Regions from separate parts of the Homo sapiens genome. Here region 2 is linked to region 1. Evidence: chromatin loops called from intact Hi-C (ENCODE). Cell type or tissue: Calu3. All regions are shown on one strand.

What was found. Hi-C counts contacts between places; a loop is a spot of excess contacts. Peaks named below come from ENCODE experiments on the same cell type or tissue, not always from the same donor. Only the 100,000 strongest peaks of a DNase experiment are listed, where the experiment ranks them.
Region 2: it touches region 1 in a loop (3-fold over the local background); 34 of 110 quality-filtered maps call a loop at or near these places.

Annotation. Positions count from the first base shown.
Region 1 is chr11:120,927,855-120,932,854 of GRCh38, forward strand. All of the region lies in intron 13 of GRIK4 (glutamate ionotropic receptor kainate type subunit 4), which reads left to right. Among named protein-coding and RNA genes, the nearest start is that of TBCEL, 94 kb to the right of the region's middle. RefSeq lists a silencer at 1,974-2,023. In Calu3, no CTCF peak of the experiment used is centred here; a DNase peak (open chromatin) is centred at 1,957.
Region 2 is chr11:121,109,629-121,114,628 of GRCh38, forward strand. It overlaps TBCEL-TECTA (TBCEL-TECTA readthrough), which reads left to right. Exons shown (of 30, transcript NM_001378761.1): 11 at 3,444-3,581; 12 at 3,925-4,090. It overlaps TECTA (tectorin alpha), which reads left to right. Exons shown (of 24, transcript NM_005422.4): 5 at 3,444-3,581; 6 at 3,925-4,090. Among named protein-coding and RNA genes, the nearest start is that of TECTA, 11 kb to the left of the region's middle. In Calu3, no CTCF peak of the experiment used is centred here; a DNase peak (open chromatin) is centred at 3,083.

The sequences.
Region 1 (5,000 bases):
ATTTTAAAATAAGAGGTTAACAGGTATCAGCAGACTGTTAAAGAGGTCCATGGCATAAAAAAATATTAAGAAGGCAGGCCAGGCATGGTGGCTCATGCCTGTAATCCTAGCACTTTGGGAGGCCGAGGCAGGCGGATCACCTGAGATCAGGAGTGTGAGAGACCAGCCTGGCCAACGTGGTGAAACCGTGTTTCTACTAAACATACAAAAATTAGCCGGGCATGGTGGTGCACAACTGTAATCCCAGCTACTCGGGAGGCTGAGGCAGGAGAATGGCTGGAACCTGGGAGGTGGAGCTGCAGTGAGCCGAGATCGCACCACTGCACTCCAGCCTGGGAGACAGAGCAAGACTCCGTCTTAAAAAAAAAAAAAAAAAGCTAGAAGGCGACACGGAGAAAAATGGCATCGTCTGCTTTAGCTTTCCCAAAGACCCCTCTGGCTGCAACGGGAAGAGGGGATTGTAAGAAGCAGGACCTCACATGAGCTCTGTTTACACAGGGAGTTGAATTTAACCCTCACCACAATCTTAAGAAGTATACATTATTTTGCCTATTTTAGAGATGAGGAAACTGAAGCTCAGATTTCTGGTAATTGCTCAGCTGGTGAATGGCAGAGTCGGGATTCAAACATGCATCTGCCTGACCCCAAAAAGCAAGAGGATTGAGGATTCGTGGGCCAGTGAATAGAAGCCTGTAACAAGAGGGTCAAGGGTAAATAGTATCTGCTTGGCCTCTTGAGTCAGCTTGGACCTCTGTGCCGCATAATTTCACCTGCAAATGAACTGCCAGCCCCTTCTTTCCTTAGCGCTGGTTCGTTCCTAAAATCTGCCCTCTATAGGCCAATAACACAGCCCTGTGCCGAGCCAACTAAATATTTCATGGGGACTTTAATTTAACTCTAAAGAAATTCATCCAGCCCCGAGAGTAAGCTGTAACCTCGAGAAATAGCACCAGGGAGCACTTGGACCTGCGGATGACATTGCCACTTTCCCAGGAATGCTAATGCTCCACTGGGCCTCTGCCTCTTCAATCATTGCTGTGGATAGGCCTGGCCCAGTGAGCAGGGATGATTTCTACAAACATGGGCTCGCACTGGTTAGCAAAGACGTGTGTGTGTGTGTGTGTGTGTGTGTGTGCGCGCGTGCACGCGTGTATGTGTGTGTGCGCACATGTGTGTGTGTGTGTGTGTCTGTGTGTTGGCACAGGTGAACAATTGGGTGCTATTTACTGTTCCTTTATTCCCTGATCTTTGTTCCTATATCCTGGTTCTGAAAGAAGGGAGAGGTGGTGGGGTTGGCATCCAGTCTCCCCAGTGGACAAGGACACCAAATATTTTGCAGGTGCCATGTGACCCCTAAGAGTTTCTCTTTGTCTCCAGCCCGCGGCGGGTGGCGTGGGCAGACAGCCTGACTCATGTGGCAGGAGAGCAGATGTGTGTGTTCTCAGGCATGTGACGCTGAAGTCTAAGGGATGAGCCCTGCGGATGCTCGTGTGGGCCAGGAGTGGGAGTGAGCCTCCCTGGCTCCTTCTGATCCCATTGCCCTGCAGCTCGGTGACCCCAGTGAGTCCTGGCAAGTTCCCTGGGCATCTCAATAGGTGCGGGTGGGAGGGAGAAAGCCGCCCGCAGGTAAACTGATCAAAAGACAGGAAGTGAGCAGATAATCTAATTTGAAATGGGCTGAGATACAGATGTTATTCTGCTCAAATGCACAGCACAAAAGGACTGGGGCCTGGGGAGAATTGGGAAGCAGCTCCGTGGAGCCAGTCTTCTGGCCTCTGGCTCAGCCTGGGCCTGTCATCTCCATTCCTTCCCGGGCTGTAATTAACACCCCTCCGCTGATAGCTGCTTTAAGCCAGATTGGAGCATGGGGCCCTTCCTCTTCTGGTTGGGCGTCCCACATGACACCGTCCAAGGTGTTAGAGGGAACCGGGTCTGGGGCAGGGCAAGGGGAGAAGGGCGCCCTCTAGTGGGGAACCTACGGCTTCAAGTCCTTAGGTTGGAGGATGTCTGATCGCATCCACAGCATGACCTGAATCTGGTTCTAATGTTCCAGCCTCCTGACAAAAATCCCTCCTGCATACAGGCATCTGTCAGAAATCAGCCTGCTTCAGCTGCCAGCAAGAAGGGGCTCGAGGGCAGGCCACGTTTGGGGGGGGGGTCCCCTCCTTACCCACGCTGTTGGCTGCACTGGCTCTTCACTAGGGACTGACTGTGTGCCCTCTTGGGGAAAGTCACTGCGAACAGTGCAGTAATAAGAAAGCCAAGCGCACAGTCCTGAGAATGTGTACATGGGGGTCTGAAGCTAGCTTTCTTCATGTCCTAGCTGCGTGTATTTGAGCAAATGATGAACCTCTCTGGGTCTCAGCGTCTTTGTCTCCAAAACAGGGCTAATGGCAGTTTTGAAATGTTGTTTATGTTAAATTTTTTCAAAGATTTGATCCCTGCTTCAAGAAGTTTATCTAATGTAGAGATAAGATATGCACACAAATGTAAACAGCAGTAATAGTAAGAGCTAACATTTATTGTGAGTTATCTGTGTCAGGCCTAAGCTTTGTGTGGGTTGCTCATTTAATTCCCATAGAAGCTCCATGGAGGTGGGAACTATCATTATCCCTACTTTACTGATGAAAAAACTGAGGCACAGAGAAGTTAAGGTCACGCAGCTCATAGGTGGCAGAGTTGGAGTGTGAGTCCAGGCATCCTGTACTAATACAAGGAAATTTATAGTATATGCCATGGTGGGTGGCATGAGCATTGCCTTCTCTCTTTGGCGACAGACAAGGGAGGGCTTATGCCTGAGAAGATGATCAGAGAAGGTTTTATGAGGATGGTAAACTTTGAATAGACCTTGAAGAGTAGGTGGAGTTGATGTTTGGACTTTTGATGTGGAGTAAATTTAACTGCAGAAAAGTACAAGGTGTGTTGAGAGCCAGCTGAGTTGGCCTGGCTGCAGGGGAGGGGCAGTGTCTGGGAGAGGAGTGATGGAGATGGGGCTGAACTTGCAGGAGTAGGCAGACCATGAGGGCCAGACTCCCACATGCTGGACTGCAGAGGAGTGGGAGTCGTGAATAATTTCTTAGGGAGGACAGGTATAGTTGCTGTGGTGCGTAAGTGAGTTTTGCTAGAAATATTGAGCACCCGCTTTATTCCAGGTAATGTGTTTTGTGCATTATATGTATTATTTCCTTTGTCCTCATAACATCTCTGAATTGGCAATTATTATCCCCACTTTACAGATAAGAAAAACGAGCTGGGAGAGGATATCACAGCTATCTAAGGTCACACTGTTAGTAACTGGCAGGGCGAGGACTTGAACCCAGTTTGGCTTGGTGCCAGTGACCCAGGCAATGTAGTCACAGGTCAGAGCAGGTGGAGGGAAGCAGTTATGTCTTTGACCTTGGCCTTATTAGGAGGGCCCCTGCAGGGACTGGAGAGAATGGCAGGCTAGGAGGTTTGGCAACACAAGGACTTAGGCACCCCTTGGTTATTGTACCATGGAGGTCATGCTGACCTTGGCTGGAGTGATATTGGTGGAGTGATGGGGTGGAGACCAGAGTGCCTGGAGTGTGGTGATATACATGGCAAGGGAGTGAGGAGAAAAATGCAGAGGGCCCTTTCTTGCCTCCCTTCAATCTTTTTCTTCACTAGAGCCGATTGAATGTGCTGCATATTCAGCATGCAGACTCTGAAGCCAAATTACGTGGGTTTGAATCCTGGCTCTGCCACTTACTTGCTGTGCAACCTTGGGCAAGTTACTTGACCTCTCTGTGCCTCAGTTTTCTCATCTGTTAAATAAGGATAATAATAGTAACCTATCTCATAGAGGTTTTGTGGATACTGAGTGAGGTAACATGTAAAGGGCTTAGTTCAGTGCCTGATACATAGGAAGAGATATGTGTTAGCTGTATTGATATTACAAGTCCAATACTGTAGGACATTCACTGTAGAAAATACTTCAGGACCTTCTGATTGCTGTCTGGTTCATTGCATCCTCTGCTACCTGCCTGCCTCTCCAGCCTCATCTTACAGCATGCTCCTGGCCCTGTGTGTTCTAGCCACTCTGGCCTTCCCACAGCCCCTGAAAAGCACCAAGCTCCCTCCTGCATCGGGGCCTTGACACATGTTGTACCTTCTGTGGGAATACTCACCCAGGCCTTCTCACTGGTCCCTCCTGTTCAGGCAGCTGAGTCTCATCTGGGGAAAACTCCTGTGGACCTTCCAGGCTCTGCCCAAGCCCTGTTCCACCTTCTCATGGTGACATATATAACCCCCCTATAAACACAGCACACGTGCAATTTTACAATTTTTTTTTTTTTTTTTTGGCAATCTGATACTTGTTCGCCTCCTCTATTGGTTGTAAATTTTTTGCTGTCAGAGACTGTGCCTGTATTTGTTCACCATAGTATTCCAGCACCTTGCACACTGCCTGGTGCAGGGCAGAGAGTCAGTGGAGAGCTGCAAGGGTACACTGAGCATTAGAGAGGAGGAAACAGGCGGGGAGGGGGCATTGGGCTCTGCAGGCAGTCCCCGCCCACCCTGAATCCCCCAGTGAGCTCAGCAGCCCCATGTTACTCTCGGCCCATATCCTCATCCAGAGCCAAATGTGCATTATCCCTCCCAGGAAAGCCAGGCTTGCTAGGCACAGAGCTGCTTCCTATCTGTGTGTTTACAGATAATGCCAGCCTCATTTTCACAGCCTCAGGCCTGGCCTTGCTTGGAATTCCATAAGCCTTTTCAATATACAGGGGATCTCCAGAGACAATTACCTTGGAATGAAGGTTTCCAGGAGTGCTTATTCTGGGTAGCGTTTTCTCATCCCAACTGTAGCCTCCCAAAGCTTTCCGGAGTTAAGTAACACAATTACAGAGTTAAATGACATTGAAGAATGGGAGGCACTCTGCAGCCCCAGCAGCAGGTGAAACAGGAGATGTGAAGCCTGACTTGTAAAGTTGTAGAAAGCTGCTGGCATGTAGAGGGGGCAGGGGCAGCTGGCCTCCTCA
Region 2 (5,000 bases), 180 kb after region 1:
TTGCTACCCACTTTGCAGGAAACAGAGGGAACTATCACAGTTAACCAGCCCAGTCAGCTGTAATATTTCAGAAGATATGTCACCCCTATCACAAATCATCACTAATGCCTAAAAAAAAACCCTCAAAAACTTTCCTGCTGTAAGTGACATTGCTGTTTTGCAGGAGAGTGCTTGAGGCACTGAGACCCATTCCAGGCCACATGCTTAGGGACCCATCTAGGGACCCAAAGGTCCTTTTCTCTTGCCCGAGGTACAAGTGCCTCTCTCCATCCCTGATTTCCTCCCTCTCTCCCCAGTAAAATTTGGTTGGAAGAGAAAAATAGCGTTCCAAGTTTGGGCCCAAATGATCTGGCTCATTTTATTATGTTGTGACATCTTTTTTATTGTTACCAGGGCTGAAATTATTCATATTTGATGTTAATTAGAGTGGGCAGTGAAAGCATTTCATGAATAAAGTTTCAACATCTGCTCTGAAATCCCAAATAAGCAGTCAAATAAAAGTCAGATAAGAAAGATTATCACTGCCATTATTGCAGAGATAATCAACTTTCTACATAAAGGGACAGAATGCAGTTTTCACAAAAGCCTGCAGCTTGTTTGGGTGACTTTGCCAGTGGAGAGTTTTGAAGTAGTAGACACATCTTCAACTGTATAATTTCTAGTAAGCAAAGACACTCAAAAAATCTGCCCTCCACTTACTTAGGATTATTTCCAATTCCATCTGTTTTCCAATTTCCTTGGCAACGAGTCAATTGTGGAGGGGTGGAACAAAAACGACTGAGTTAGAGAGAGGTGAAAAAGTGCTGGGCTTGCAGTTCACAGCTGCGACACCACGAACACATTATGTTTTAGCACCTCCTAGCCAGAGCATCAAGAAGCACTTTATCGCTAAGAGGTTCTGTAGAACAGAAAGACACAAGTTTAAACAGCGATGCATTGGCTAGAAATAACCTCTAAAGAAGCACACATTTCCCTCTGTCACGTTATAGATCGCTAACGACTCCTCGGGTGATGTTTTATGTCCTTTAAGCCTCATATCTTACAGCGTTAGAATGTGGGATGCCAGCAATTGATAAATTTTAGTGTCATGGGGTTGGGGGAAGAAATGCCTATCAAATGCTGACCACCAGTTTTTCAAAAAAACTTCCATTGGCAATAAAAATGGCAAGATAATTTAGATACTTTCTGGCTTATACTTTGGAGTATATTTCTGAACTAGGTGAGAACTCTTTCTGTGAGGATGAATGAAGTAACATCTAAGTGCTTTGAGCTCCTTGGAGTAAAAAAAGATGATGTAGTTCTCTGGAGCTGCAAAAGTGTCCATCCATCCCCATCTTTGAAATTGGCCCCACCTCTTTCATCCCGTTATTCCATGTTTCCCCTTCTGTATAGAAACACATATGATCAGGCCAGCTAAACACTGGGCTTGAGAGGTCTTTCAAAGGCAAAAATTCTCATGCGACGCCAACAGAAGGGAAGGAAAAGGGACATGTTTACTTCAAGGAAGGAAAACTAATATTTACTGAGGGTTTACTATGTGTCTGGTGCTGAAGGCTATTTTTGCATATCATTTAACCCTCCCCAAAATGTTCCCGGACAAGTACTGTCTCCAATTTCAAGGGAAGGGAACAGGCCGGGAGAGGCCAAGTATCTCGTTCAAGTGGCAAGAAAAAGAATAGGATTCAAATCTCCTAGGAGACAGAGCAGGGTTCAAACCAAAGTCTTCCAACTCCAAATCCCAGACTCTTCTTTCTTCAGCTGCCTCCTGCGGGTATTGCTGAAGTCCTCAGAAGCAAAAAAGATTTTTTTATCCAGAAGAGTCTTGGAATGAACGTTGAAGAATTCTGTAGTGTGAGAATGTGTAAGAGTGAGCTGAGGTGCGTGCGGGTGGCAGTCAGCCTCTGGGGTGTCACTGGTATGGCTGGTTGGTTTAGAGGTGACTTCAGGGGTTGGAAATGGATTGCTCTTGAGATCTGCTTGGACCAAAGATATTTCCAGCTTCACTGTGGGAGAAGGAATTCCCTTCTGAAGGAGAATCTTGGTCTGAAGGAGGCTCTAGCTTTAGTCCTTGTGTGACTTTGACTTTGCCCCTGTCCCTTGAACAAGAGCCTGCTGGTGACCTTACAGCAATCTTGAGCCTACTGCTCACTCATCTCTGTGTCCCACTGTCCTCTTCTGTTGAATGGGGCCAGAGACTGAAGGCGTTTACCTGAGCAAGTCTATCACAAACGCCATCAGCCGTGGCCAGCACAGAGCATGGGAAGAAAAGTTCTTTACAAAAAGGGCTGTTCTTACTCATAGCTTGCCTCCCTTTCTGGGATCATCTAGAATGGGGAGATTTGGGGCTTCCAAGATCCTCTACCCCAGTTTGATTACACAGGATAAGGATTTGTGTCTTCCTCTGCATCAGACAGAGTGTCAGGCAGCTGGGAAAAGTGCTAGGTTTGAATAGAAAAAGGTCAATGCAGCCTCTCCTTTTAACTCTATTTCTATTAAATTTTTTGAAAACATGTGACAAGGGGTGAGGATTAGCAAGAGGAAAATATAAAGGACAGGGTTTGCTACAGCTTATTTCTGAAAACCATTTACAAGTTTCATATGAATTTAAGCAACATCTCTATCCTAAAAAGTTTAAAATGAAGACAGCATGGAATGGCAGTGCTCTGAGAGATGGACTGGGAACTCTGGCGCAAATCTCGTTTTCTGTTGCTGGGTCACTGTGAAATTTCTAGTAACTCATTTCCCGCAGTCCCTAGTTTTCTTAACTATAAGATAGGCGTGGGCCAATACGATCACCCGTCTTAGCGTTGGTCTGGGGTACAGATGAATGTTAACGATTTTCAGAAATAAAGTGATGCACAAATGCTCAATTAGAGGAGTAACTTCTCCCCAGAAAGTGCTTTTTAAAAATCACTTTCCCACTTCCATTTTTAAAAGGGGAGACATCTCATCAAGATTAATGTTGTTTTCCGGGAAGAGAGAGAGCGCAATCCGCATGGCCACTTTAATCACACGGACTGGTATCTGCTCCCTCTTCCAACCCGCTCTGCAAGGGGAACCGGTGGTTGCATCCTGGTCCCCGGCCGAGTCTTTCCTGTAGTTTATTCTCATGCTGCCATCTATAGGTGCTTTCATATTATCACACGCTTAGCCGGGCCTCTGAATTTTCTGTCTGGTAGAAGTCAGAGATATAAGTGGGCGCTGAGTCAGACTCTGGGTTTATCTCAGGCAATTTCTCTTTTAGAAGCACAGTCCCACATGTCTTGCTTTTCCCAACGGAGGCGAGAACAAATTCAGAGAGGAGTCAGAGCTGGAGGGCCTGGCTGCAGAGCAGCTCTGAGCTGCCTGTGGGTGGGGAGGGCGCAGGGTGAAGGGAGGACCTCCTTGGGGCCAGGACCTCCTGGGGAGTGCAAGTCATGAGACTGCGCATTCCCATCCTGTAGGTGAACACCTTCCAGGCCGTCCTAGTGTCCGATGGCTCCTATACATTCACCCTCTTCAATTATTACGAAATCAACTGGACCACGGGGACGGCGAGTGGCGGCGACCCCCTGACAGGTCTTGGTGGAGTGATGGCACAGGTAGGTGGCTCTCCACTTCATCCCCCGCGTGTTTCCGTCGCTGCACTCTCTGCTTCTGTGGCTCAGCATCCTGGAGGGAATCCTGCCACCAGCTTTTAACTAGAGACGCAGGTCTGATCTCGCAGGTGGACTACGAGGCTAGTCCTGCCCATGTTTGGCACCCTGACTCGGCTATGAAATGAACTAGGCAGTCCTTTCTCACCTAGAATGCTGGCCCCAGTGACTCCAGGAAAAGACGGCTCTTGATTTTAGAGGTGCTGGATTTTAAAAATAAGGTAGTTGGGCCAGTTAACCCATGGGGAATTTTTGTACTCAAAAATCTTGTCTTCCTTTTGTGCTGCAGGCAGGATTTAATGGTGGAAACCTCACCAATTTCTTCAGCCTCCCGGGGTCAAGAACCCCCGAGATCGTGAATATCCAGGAGACCACAAACGTCAATGTTCCAGGCCGCTGGGCATTTAAAGTTGATGGAAAGGAAATTGACCCAGCCAATGGCTGCACCTCAAGGGGTAAAGCTTTTCCTCTGTCTGTGGCAAGGCAGGGTTTGTTTAGTGTAGATTGACAGGCAAGCTTTTAAGCCACGGGGGCGGACTCATTCCTGATGCCTTACTCTTTTGACATCTCTCCGCTGGGTAATGGAGATCAAGGTAATTTTAGCATGTGCATTCATCACATCAGAAGCTAAAACACTGCATTCACTACCTTGTGGCTTTGGAAGTCCTTTTCTGGAGTGTGCACACAGTTATCCGTTCTGAACAACTCCGAAATGGACCAAGATCTTGAGTGATTTCTGAGCCAGAGGGACAGAAGGCAGCCCTCCTGTTTAACATTATTTTTGTTGTTGTTGTTGCCATTTCCTCCCCCCGCCCTTTATGTTTTTCTTCTCATCCTTATTCTCGCTCTGTCTTCTGCACTTTGTAGATCTACAGGAATGGGTGCAGTTGGAGTATTGCCAAGTTCCTATGAGGGTAAATCAGTACTTCCTAGTATGATTAGAAAAAAAAGAAACAAAAGTTCTCCTAAAATCTTCCCAGCATCAGCAAAACGTGCAGGAATTTGAGGAGAATCAAAGCTGACTTTGGGTATCTGTGAGTAAGCTGTAGTTGAACCTGGGTGGATGTCCTTCACATTGGGCACCCAAAGTTTGGAGCCTTTTCTGAACTATCGAACCCCTTTAGATGTGCAAACTCACCATGGACTTTCAGAGAAACATCCTGGTTTATGAATTCCTGCTTTTTTGTGTCCAAAAATATTTAGAAAACAGAATTTCTGATAATATTTCTACTTCCAGGAGTAGAAGCTACAGAAATTAGAAGAAGGAAATAATGCCTCTGTTCATTAGTCCATCCACCCACCCATCTATCCAGCTACCCACCCACCCACCCACCCATCCACCCACCCATCCATCCACCTACCCAC